2 separate regions of the Homo sapiens genome follow, and region 2 is linked to region 1. A link is a loop called in an ENCODE intact Hi-C map of the cell type or tissue named here. Cell type or tissue: GM12878. All regions are shown on one strand. Links, peaks and the distances in the headings refer to the core of each region. The heading gives the core; the rest is flanking DNA. Region 1 has its middle 89 kb from the start of STEAP4. Region 2 has its middle 130 kb from the start of ZNF804B.

The links. Hi-C counts contacts between places; a loop is a spot of excess contacts. Peaks named below come from ENCODE experiments on the same cell type or tissue, not always from the same donor. Only the 100,000 strongest peaks of a DNase experiment are listed, where the experiment ranks them.
Region 2: a loop joins it to region 1, with 6 times the contacts of the local background. A loop is called at or near these places in 1 of 110 quality-filtered maps.

The regions. Positions count from the first base shown.
Region 1 is chr7:88,394,640-88,397,464 of GRCh38, forward strand. No RefSeq gene overlaps it. Among named protein-coding and RNA genes, the nearest start is that of STEAP4, 89 kb to the left of the region's middle. In GM12878, for the core only: no CTCF peak of the experiment used is centred there; a DNase peak (open chromatin) is centred at 1,773.
Region 2 is chr7:88,627,144-88,629,968 of GRCh38, forward strand. No RefSeq gene overlaps it. Among named protein-coding and RNA genes, the nearest start is that of ZNF804B, 130 kb to the right of the region's middle. In GM12878, for the core only: no CTCF peak of the experiment used is centred there; a DNase peak (open chromatin) is centred at 1,728; H3K27ac peaks cover 1,242 bases.

The DNA of each region.
Region 1 (2,825 bases), core at 315-2,814:
CCAGTCCAGGATTGTAGGCTGCGTTTAGATCCATATGTCTTTAGTCTTCTTTAAACTGGAACAGTTCCTCAGCCTTTCTTTGTCTTTCACATCACTGACAATTTTTTTGAAGAACACAGGACAGTTATTTTACAGAATGTCTTTCTACTTGGGTATCTCTGATATTTCTTTATGATTACATTCAGGTTATGTATTTTTGGTGGAATACGTCATATGAGCTGTAATTTTTTCTCCTATCCAGAAGCACATTTTATTGGTGACATTAATTTTGATCTCTTGGTTAAGTTGTTGCCAGTCTTCCCACTGTACTGTTATTCCCATAATTTTGTTTTGGAGCTAAGAAGTAATTTGTGGGAAGATACCTTAAAATTTTTGTTCTTTTTAAAGTTTTCACCACTAGAATTAGCACCCACTGATGATTCTTGCCTAAGTCAATTTTTACAAGGTTGGTTGTAAAATAGTGATTTTTCTAACTCGAAAGCTTTCCTTTCTTTATTAATTGACATTCTACTATAAGAAAGTTTCTTACTTTCCCATTTATTTGGCTATTTATTATCAATAAAGATCCAGGGATTCTTATTCAACTCAATGAGTTATAATGTATCACTCTTCATATTTATTTTGATAATAAAATTATTCTAGATTTGACCAGTGAGAGTCCCTTCAAGTTGGCTTCTATATCTTCTTGTTATTCTCTTATACTTTTTAGCACTTATTTTTATTCTGGAACATGAAGATGTTTCTGATTCATTTCATACCTTCCATGTCCCAGCCCTAGGATTTAACCATTTCTCCAAGGACCCCTGGTTCCTTTTAGTGGGGAAAGATATTTGGAAACCAAGGTCTGGGTGATATTGTATTTTATTAATAAAGTCAATCATTAGAGTGAGCATAGTAATGTATGATTATGGGAGCAGATATTGTGAAAACTAGAAATTTGGAATAAAGTTGCTCATCAATTACTTAAACCAAAAAGGATGAACGCATTTAATTAAGAAAATACATAGTTAAATTTATGATAGTTGATTTTCAGTTTTTTTAAAAAGCATTATTAGAGTCAAGAAAAAGGAAACAATATTTTATAATCTATTATTTTTTTTTTTAACCAGTAAGCAGTGTTGTTTTTGTTACAAAAAACTGCCACAGCCTCATGCTTCTGCAAAATGAATGACACTGTTTAGGTCTAAATCAGTTGCGAAATGACCAAATTGTGGCAGTGACAAAATAGACTTGACATATAGCTACGTTGCAGATATGTATTTGAGAAATAGGGTATTGATGCAATCGATGAGTTTAAGAAACAACAGCTGATTCAGAAAGGAAGACATGGGCGATGGACAGGTCAGATCTGTGCTGTGGCTGAATCCTGAGGAAGTAGCAAAATATTACACTCCAAAGCAGGAAGAAAGTTAACAGAGATAACCACTGAAAAGTGAAATGTGGAAATCAAAAGCTCTGTCTAGAAAAATTTAAAAAATGGTGAATTAAAACATATAAAAAACAAAAGTAAGTTGCTCGACTAAGTCTGAAAACAATGTGTTGTTGTGAGAACACATACCTAAGTAGCCTCACAATACTAGGAATGAAGTTATTAATAAGTCTAACACATTTTCTTTGAGATACAGAAAACTTATTTATAAAACTTATATTAACACATATAGTAATGAAATTTATTAAGCCATATTGCCCCTAATGGCAGGATGTGGGATGGTGGTGGGTGTTACAGGCAGAGGGTTGGCTAATGATGTCACTTGCAAATATTCAGGGGCTTTACCATGTGGAAGAAGGTATTTTCAGTTTTGATGCTAAACAGGAAGTAACATTTCTGGCAAAAAGAGTAAAAATACTATGATATTGTCAAAATATGAAGAATACTGATGTTTATCATAGCAGAGAGAACAAAGACCCAACGTATGAGGTTACTTGGAGAAAGGAAGGTCACTGACTCATTCAGACTTTTCCTTTAGCAAGTAGAGGACGAAGTCAGTGTCTCACAGAACATGATGGAGGAAAACAAAGTAAGAATCAGTGGTTAATACCTAGTGCTTAATGATTTTACTGTAAGCAGTGCATGAGTGACAATGAAACATTTTGTGCAATATGCTAGAAATATCAAAATAGGACTTACATAGGGTACACATGATCACCAGACTTGAAAGAAGAGGACTATAGAACTGAGCAGAGAATACAATATTTTTGTGATGACTGTGACTGAGAGGCCTCCTCAATTCCTTAGTGAACAGAAATTGGAAGTTGCCATCAGAACTTTGTATGTCCTGTTTGCACTTATAGATAATAAAATGTGTTTAATTATTAATATACAAGGGGGTTGAAGAGTTTGGTTGATGGATTTCACCCTAGAAACCACAACTGTCACCTATGGGAAGCTGTTTGGTACAGGCAGACTTTCACTCAGTAATAACTTTGTTCAGGTGACTAATTACAGGATTTTCCTAACATTATAAAAGCCTAGAGATGGGCTTTTTGCATGACAAGAATAATCAGACCTGGAGATGAACTCATATTATGTGTGCAATGCTGATTAGAGCATAGACACTTGTTTAACAGTTTGTGCTGAATGACTATTATGATCACATGGGAGTTTTCACATTTCTCCCTGCTGTGGACTCAATTGTGTCCCCATCACCACACCCCCATCCAATTAATGTATTGAAGCCCTGACCCTCAGTGTGATGATATGTGGAGATGGGAACTTTGGGAGGTAATTAGGGTTAGATGAGGCCTTGGAGGGTAGGGCCTTTATGATGGCATTAGTGGCTTTATGAGAAGAGGAAGAAAGAGAGCTCTCTGTCTGCCATGTGAGG
Region 2 (2,825 bases), core at 165-2,664, 230 kb after region 1:
AAAAAACTGGTGTACACAAGAAAACCTACGCAGACGTGGAAAAATTTGCAAACTCCTCATGGTGGCCCTGCCAGGAGTGGAATTTTTTTCTCATCAAGTTTAAAGGTAATCGACATTGAACGAAACAATGTTATTTGAGGAACTGCTACAATTTCATTACATACTCAAGTATCCCTAAACAATATATTATATAATTTTTTTGTTTTTAGTTTTCTTATTATCTAGTGTAATATATTTACACCCAACTTATTGTTTGTATTTCCTGGCCAACCGATTAAGTTTCCTCTGAAAACTTGAAAAAAATATCCAGTAATATGCTAGCACAATTGTATCATGGAAAAAAACATATAGGGACTATAGTCAAAAGAAGCACAATATTTTTAAGCTGAGATTCTACAGCAATTCACATGTTCTTAAAGATTCTTCAAAGATGTCTGATAATGTTATATATAAATATGTCAACATAAGCTGTCAATGTGAGCTAGATTTAGTGATTTTAATTCACTATTTATTCAATCATAAAATTAAATAAGCATTATGTCTTGTTTCACTATTATCTATTTTTATATAATTTAACAATTTGAAACCATATTTTAATCTAACATTATCTTCATATAATTTTGTAAACAAAATGGACATTATTAAAGATACAGAATACTGGAACACACTGGGGGAAAATCCACTAGTGAAAGAATCTGTAGTATATGTTAGATGGAAAGGAAACCTTTCTTTGAGAGTAGATACATGTTCATTCATTCATTTGTTAATTATGTAATTGTTATTTTGAATCAATGATATGCTAGACATTCTAATCTATGTGTGGGGGGTGACCAAATACACACATGGATTTCTAGAATTTTAATAATAGACTCTAAATAGTTTAGCCACCAAAGACATATTTGCTTATAAACTGTGATTAGGGCTGGGAAGAAAATGAGCAGATAGCCATATCAGGTGGAAAATGACCAGAAAAATGGAAGATAGAAATAAATTTCCATAAGAGGCAAAAGGAAAAATTTATAGAGAAGATTTCAATAGGCTGATAGAATTTGTAAAGATTTTGGCTAAAGATAAGCTTAGAAAGGAAATTTAAGTATAGGAGAAACATAAGAAAAATCACAGGCATCCAAAAATGTGGGATTTGTTCAGAGAGTATCATGCAATTCTGTTCGTTGAACACTTAAACAGTATTGACTCTGCACCAAATACTGGCCTAAATATTTATCTTAGCTCATTTACTCTTTACAGTCACTATTTCAGGGAGATTCTATTATTTTTCCCATATTCAGATGAGGAAATTGAGGCATGGAGAGGACAAGAAACTTGCTTAAATGTACAGAACCCAAAGGGGATCACTATGAACCCTGACTGGATAGATAGTGAATAAAGCACTGAGGAAGTAATCTGAGATTCTAGTTTGCTCATCTACAGTGTATATTTAGGGTAAAATGAAATAGAAGGCCAAGTTTGCAATTCTTTGCATAAGAGTATGAGTATTAATTATTGATCCTTTCTGCAGTGGGAGATGGGCTCCAAAGGGAGTAATAAACATTAGTGTTTGGCAATGTTTGTTAATGTTTGTTAGACTTATATTTTGGGACTGGCATAGACTTTGGTTCACATTGTTTTTAATCCTCACAATACAATGATATGAAACAGGGTTTCTTTGAATTGTATTCATTCTGAGAACAGTATGACTAATTGTGAGGATTCCATAATAAGCAAAATAGAGAACTGAAATGTAGAGTTCATTCTTCTCTTTCCTTTAACAATCTGCAGCCCTGGGGGCAGTGCCCAGCTCAGAAGGAAAGTTCACAGCCTTAAAATGGTTGATCACATACTTGTGTTGAGAAATGTTTTGAAATAAATATTTCTTTGAAATTCAATCTTCTCTAAGATTGCCTTGATCCGAATTCTAAAGTACAACAGATTGAAGCGTAATTAGACAAATCTTCATTTATTTCTAGTTTGCTCACATGATTAACTTACATGTACAAGTTTCAGTAACTTTATTGCCGAGGAAAAGGAAGCTCAGTGTTTCCAGAGATTCCCAAGCTTTTCGTTTCATTGGGCCTTAGTCATGTTTTCACAATGTTATAAGACTGAAAGGAATACTTTAGAGTTTCATTTATTAAGCAATAAAGTCTAAACTTTATAAATGCTTGTGTCCTAGCAATGTCTTAGATGTTTAGGGAAAATAATACACATAAGTTACAAAAATAATATGACATTTAATTTTTAGATAAGCACAATTACTTACTAATGATATGTATGTATCTAGTGAATACTGCACAACTTCTCAGATACTAGATCCAGACTAGACATAGCCGGGACCCCCATTTTATCAGTTCTACATTGTGTTTTTTTACTGCTTACTTGCTTATCATTGTAGTAATCACTGAAAACAAAACTTTGCAAAGATATGCCATTGAAAGGAATGTAGTATAAACTACTGTTAAAACTGAACTACTTCAACCTACTAGTTTGCAGTATCTGACAGATGTTAAGTATCATTGTGTTTCCCTTAAAACTTTAAAATATTCCACGGTTCTGGGTGAATTTTGTGGTTTTAACCCAGGACACAATTGCACAGGTAGTGAAACATCAGTATACATGATTCAGCACATTTTTAGAATTTGACCTGAGCACATTTCAATTTGCATCCAAACATACTGGATTCAAAACACATATTCCAACCCTAATGTTTTTATTTCAGATAGATTATCCCATAGATGCATTATGTTGTTTGGGGGACTAAAAGTATGGATTCAAATCAAGTTTGAAATCCTTGTTTCACTATTCATTAGCTAGAAGTTTGTCTCTGA